Regions from separate parts of the Homo sapiens genome. Here region 2 is linked to region 1. A link is a contact called in ENCODE Hi-C data. All regions are on one chromosome and are shown on one strand. Each heading gives the region's core, a stretch centred on a gene start or an enhancer-like site at or near the end of the contact. The rest is flanking DNA. Distances are from core to core; before and after follow the strand shown.

Region 1 (2,993 bases), core at 473-2,972:
ACTTTGGGAGGCCGAGGTGGGAGGATCACTTGAGGTCAGGAGTTGGAGACAAGCCTAGCCAACATGGCGAAACCCTGTTTCTACTAAAAATACAAAAATTAGCCAGGCATGGTGGCACACGCCTGTAATCCCAGCTACTGGGGAGGCTGAGGCAGGAGAATCGCTTGAACTTGGGAGGCAGAGGTTGCATTGAGTCAAGATTGCACCCCTGCACTCCAGCCTGGGCAACAGAGCAAGACTCTGTCTCAAAAAAAAAAAGAAGAAACAAACAAACAAAAGAACAGAAAAAATAAATAAAACAATATTCACTGCTTACGTTTTTATGGTCATGTTAATACAGTTCACAGCTGAGCCATATGTTGTACTATGATTATATTTTCTTTCTTTTTCTTTTCTCTTTTTTTTTAGAAACGCAGTTTCACTATGTTGCTCAGGCTGGACTTGAATGAACTCCTAGGCTCAAGTGATTCTCCCACCTCAGTCTCTCGAGCAGCTGGTACTACAAGTGCGTGCCACGCCACTCGGATACATTTTCTTTCTTGCATAGCTTTTACTTTTTTTCCTTTCTACATTTGATTGCCTTTTTGTCTGTTTGCTTAGTTTTTTACAAAAAACAACTTTACTGAAGTACTACAGTTACATAAAACATACCTGTTTTACATGGATAGTTCATAGAGTTTTGACAAATATATACACCTATGTAACCATCACCCTAATCAAGATATAAAACATTTCCATCACCCCCAGCAAGTTCTTTCTTGTTCTTTTGCAGTCAACCCCCGACCCCCATCTCAGGCAAGGGCTGATTGGAGCCTATTACTGGAGATTAGTTTTACCAGTTCTTGAACTTCATGTAAATGGAATAATTTTTTGACAATTTCACTTCGAAGAGACAGACTATTAAAAAGACAATTGTTTGTGTAATAAGTACACGCATGCTAAAAGTACACGACCTGTTCCAGTTTTGGGTTAGCAAGGGATTCCTCGAAAAATTAAAAGAATAAACCGCTACTATCATTATTAGAAAGAATTAACCTGGAGTAGAAAGAGGTGTTATGTGGATGGGGATGGGGGACATGAAGGATGGGGGACATGGGGGATGGGGGACATGGGGGATGGGAGAAGCGCAAGACATGGAGTGCGAATGAGGTTGGGGTCCAGCCAGAAGGAAAAGCATGAACAAAGGCTTGGAGACAAGAGCAATTCCGTCTGGACTCAAACCTGGATTTCGTAACTTGTCTCCATTTTACTACCATCGAAACTGCTGTGCTCTCCAAGTTTTTTGCCCAGTCCAAGCAGGGCAATTATGAATAAGTAAGACGCTCTACCAACATATTTCAGTGTTTTCCCCCATTAGACTGTAAGTTCTTTGAAAGCTAGAACTTCATAATGTAACCCTTGTTACGTAGTAGGCAAGCATTAATAAATACTGGTTGAATTAACGAATAATTGGGTGAGTGAATGAACGAACGCACGCATGCAAACCCGAAAGTCCCTGGAGGAAATGGTCACCTTCGGAGGTTTAGTCTGGCCCAGAAGCCCTAAGACCACGGACTGTGCCAGGTCCCACTCCAAACGCCGGGGAGACGCTCTAGGCAAGCTACACGTTCTTTGCTGCGGTGCCACTCTAGCCGCGAGAACGCCGCTCTATGGCTGCGGGGGAGGGGCGGGGCTCGTGGGTGTCTCCGACCCTTTTTGTCCCGGCGCGGCGGGAGCGCGCTTGGCGCGTGCGTACGCGACGGCGGTTGGCGGCGCGCGGGCAGCGTGAAGCGAGGCGAGGCAAGGCTTTTCGGACCCACGGAGCGACAGAGCGAGCGGCCCCTACGGCCGTCGGCGGCCCGGCGGCCCGAGATGTTATCTGGGAAGAAGGCGGCAGCCGCGGCGGCGGCGGCTGCAGCGGCAGCAACCGGGACGGAGGCTGGCCCTGGGACAGCAGGCGGCTCCGAGAACGGGTCTGAGGTGGCCGCGCAGCCCGCGGGCCTGTCGGGCCCAGCCGAGGTCGGGCCGGGGGCGGTGGGGGAGCGCACACCCCGCAAGAAAGAGCCTCCGCGGGCCTCGCCCCCCGGGGGCCTGGCGGAACCGCCGGGGTCCGCAGGGCCTCAGGCCGGCCCTACTGTCGTGCCTGGGTCTGCGACCCCCATGGAAACTGGAATAGCAGAGACTCCGGAGGGGCGTCGGACCAGCCGGCGCAAGCGGGCGAAGGTAAGGCTCGACCCTTCCCTCAAACGACACCGCCTGGTGCCGAGCTTCCCCGAGGCTTCTCCGCCCTCCCCCGCCGCCGCCGGGTCTTGGGCCCTGCGACCACTCAGACCTCCCCTTGTATCGCTGCGCACGCCACGTCCCCTCTAGCTGGACGGGTGGGGTGAGAAAGGAAAAGTCTTTGCCGGTGTTGACTGCGGTCTTTGTGCTGGGTCCCGAGCGACGTGGGAAGGGGCATCGATGATTGCTGGGAGGGGTATTTTATTCCTTAGGTCTTTCTTGCACACCTTTTCATTTTCTTGACTGGAAAATGGCTCCCTGACGTGGGGTTACGGTTGGCGTTCTTGGAGACCTCACTTGTTTGTTCACAGATAGGTCTGGAAGCTGTTGGGCGATATTGATGGCGTTTCAGCTGGGTGCACGAGGGGGCTGTAGGTTGATGCTGAAGAAATCGCCTTAGCCGGGGAGATGAAAAGAAAGGGTCGTTTTTGCTTTTGTTTTTGTTTGAGCAAAACCCTGCTGTGTGGTAGGAGTTCTAGTCTTTTTTTTTTTCTTTTTTAAAATCCTCTCAGCGATCTTTTGGCGCAGAATTTTGCAGATGAGGAAGCTGCTGATTGAGAGAGCAAATAATAGTCAAAATGCAAATATATGGGAAGAAAAGATTTGACTCCAAACAGTATATACAGACAGTGACTGCCTCAAATGTCTGTGTCCTAGATGCTATATTCAGCGTGTCACCAACATTACTTTTTTTTGTTGTTGTTAAATATCAACGGGCAGGTATTGCTAGCCCT
Region 2 (3,121 bases), core at 258-2,757, 6.2 Mb after region 1:
CTTTACTAAAGACGTCCTCAGAAAGAAAACGATTCTAATAATTAATTTGAAATGGCTTTTTAAACCCAAATCATCATTTGAGAATACGGTAGCTACCAGTTTTCTCATACGTGAAACATACTTAGGTAACTTTCAAAATGTTTCAGGTGTCAGTTACTAGTATAACCCTGGGGAGTAAACGGTAGCTATATTACAACTGTTGCAAAGTAGAGTTTCTTTTTTAAGCCAAGAGTTCTCTAACACCCAAGGTTTAGTGCCCTAAAATGTCACCCCAGTCCTTTTAATTTTATATCCATGCCTTCCAAGCCCTACCTAACATCTGGTTCCCAGTTTTCCCCGTTGAGTATTTTCTCCAGGCCTGATTCCTCAACAGTTTTCCCTAAAACCTGTAGCTCATGCTGGCACTATTTTTGCCGAAGTAGATTAAGAATACAAGTAATAGATCATACTCTGGGGGAGGCAGTAAGTTAACAATTTCGTCTCCGTCTGCGTTAACCAGACGCAGATACTAGCCAGGGTGGCCACTATTCTCCTAACAAATTCTACAACGGCCAAGCAATTTTTCGGTAAGTTGGAAAACGGAAACCACAGCGTGGAAACTCTGCACGGAGTCTTAAAGATAAGAAGTTAAGACTTTAATTTACTCTTGCAGAGGGAACGGTGAAGGCTTTCAGCACGGCAAGACGATACTTTCGAAACTGTCACTAGACTACTCAAACTGGAGTCTCCCGCCCAAAAAAGCGTGGCACACGGCTAAAAAGGGCCTCCCTCCAAGGCTCCAGTCCTCGGGGAAGACGGCGCTGTGACCGTCTGATCCATGAGACCGGGCAAGAGGTGAAAGGGAGCAGGAAATCCTGTTTATTTCCAGTAGTCCTCAGAGCGGGAAAGGTTGGTGTCTACCCAGAAACGAATAGGGCCCCAGTTCCGGGCCTAGGAAGGGAAAACCCAGGTCTCCCGGGCGCCCTGGAGCTGTGCCCCCCTGCCCGGAGCACCAGCCCCACTCGGGCTTTCCTTCTCCCCGTCCCACTCAGGGCCTCAGCACAGCTCCCATTATGCCTCCACCACCCCCACCCGCGCAGGCGCAGTGGGAACCGGGGCCTACCCGCGCCCCCGAGGCGCCGCCACTATGGCGGAGCCTGGCCAGGCCGGTAGCCGCTCCGCGCGGACCAGGCGTCCCTCTCCCGTCCCCGCGGCCTCCCCACCACCTATGGGGTCTGTCCCCGCCCGGCCGGACCCTCTTTCGCCCTCCTCACCCGTTCTTCAGATCCACCTCCAGGATCTTCCCGTAGCCCTTAAAGAAGCGCTCCACATCGCGCTCCCGGGCCTGGTAGCTCAGGCGGCCGATGTACACCCGCGGCATCCCGGCAACGGCAGTGATGGCTGGCCCCGGCCCCAGCCCCCCTTAGGCGGCGGCGGGCAAAGCGAGAGCACGGCGGCAGCGGCGGCGGCGGCAACGGGCGGGCGGCGGGACGGACGCAGCCGAACCCCGGCGACGTACGCGAGCACGCAGCTCGCGAGCGCGCGCTTCCACTTCCCCCGCCCTTCCCCGAGGCGGAAGGTAACCGGAGAGAGCGCGCGTTCGCTTCCCGCTCGGCCAGGACTGGGGGAGGAGCTTGCCCGGGGGCGCGCCGACGTGCGGCGGGGCAAGGTGATCGACAGGCGGCGCTGCGGCACGTCCTCGCGCGAGCTCGCCAAAGGGGTTCCTGCACCGCCTTCCGCAGCCAGCTGGCTTCGCCCCTCCCCCGGAAGTGTCCGCACCTCCTAGAGCCCAGCGAGCGAGCGTTTGTGCTTTTGTCCTTTGAACCGGGTGTGGTTTGGATTTCGGAGCTGGAGCTTTGGAATCAAACCTAGCTTCCAAACGATTGTGTACCCGTGACCTTGGGCTTGTTACGCGCGATGTCTCGGACCCTCCTTTATCTTTTCTGTAAAAGGGGGAGAGTAGTTCCTACCTTCCAGAGTTGTCTTGAGAATTATATGAGAATACGTACATAAAGCACTTAGTAGTTTTGTCATATCAAGTGCCCAATAAATGAGACCAGTATTATTTTTAAGAGGACACTGCTTAAATAGAAGCAGTGTGAGAAGCGGAGAAGGCTGGAGCTTTGGAGCTAGACTAGGCATGACGCCGAGTAAATTACTTGACCACAATCCAACCTATTTTTTTTTTTTTGAGACGAGTTTCGCTCGGTCGCCCAGGCTGGAGTGCAGTGGCGCGACCTCAGCTCACTGCAACCTCCGCCTCCCGGGTTCAAGCGATTCTCCTGCCTCAGCCTCCAGAGTAGCTGGGACTACAGGCGCCCGCCCCCACGCCCGGCTAATTTTTGTATTTTTAGGAGAGAGGAAGTTTCACCATATTGGCCAGGCAGGTCTCAAACTCCAGACCTCAGGTGATCCGCCCGCCTTGGCCTCCCAAAGTGCTGGGATTACAGGCGTGAGCCACTGCGCCTGGCCTATCCAGTCTATTTTCTAACCTGTAAAATTAGAATAATGTATACCCATCTCAAGGATTACACAGGTCACTAAATGGGGTAGTGTATGTGAAAGTACTTGGAACAGTGTCTGAAACATGGTAAGAGCTCAATAAATATTGGTTCCCTTCTCACTAACGCCATGTACCTAGAACCATAAAGGGTTTTGTTTCTTTGCTTGTTTTTGTTTTTTGAATATTTTGAAAGGATAACTCAAGGTTCAAATGATACACAGTGAAAAGTCTTCGCTGTCCACCAGCCACTTAGTTTCTCTTCCCAGAGGCAGTTTCTGAAATGTCCTTTAGGAGGTTAATTTACCCTTATAAAACAAATAGTAGGATACTATACATATGGTTCTACACAAAATATATTTTGAAAATCATTCCTTAAGAGTATAAAAGGACTAGTTTTATGGTTCATACCATTTTATACACAGTAATTTATTTAGCCAGTGCCCTGGTGAAGGACATTGAAATAAGTTCCAACCTTTTGTTATTACACTGCTGCAGTAACTTTGCATTTCTCTCTCTCTCTTTCTCTCTCTCTCTATATATATCATCTATTCCTAGAAATAGGATATTTGGGTCAGAGTTTTGATAAGTTATTGCTCAATTCCCCTTAAGTGGCTGTTTCCTCATATCCTCATCAACACC

The links. A loop is a pair of places that touch in the nucleus more often than their neighbours do. Pooled maps may share reads with other maps.
Region 2: a map of CD8-positive, alpha-beta T cell shows a loop between it and region 1 (24-fold over the local background). The contact joins the promoter of SRSF4 here to the promoter of KDM1A in region 1. A Hi-C loop is called at or near these places in 2 of 168 maps with a recorded cell type or tissue (B cell and CD8-positive, alpha-beta T cell) and 8 of 50 pooled maps.

What each region holds. Positions count from the first base shown.
Region 1 is chr1:23,017,746-23,020,738 of GRCh38, forward strand. It overlaps KDM1A (lysine demethylase 1A), which reads left to right and starts at 1,723. Exons shown (of 21, transcript NM_001009999.3): 1 at 1,723-2,202. The coding sequence starts at 1,852. RefSeq lists enhancers at 1,527-2,214, 2,215-2,900 and a silencer at 1,970-2,039.
Region 2 is chr1:29,180,393-29,183,513 of GRCh38, forward strand. It overlaps SRSF4 (serine and arginine rich splicing factor 4), which reads right to left and starts at 1,508. Exons shown (of 6, transcript NM_005626.5): 1 at 1,254-1,508. The coding sequence starts at 1,360. It also overlaps a transcript of MECR not described here. RefSeq lists silencers at 1,107-1,296, 1,347-1,556 and enhancers at 1,561-2,198, 1,627-1,856, 2,199-2,836.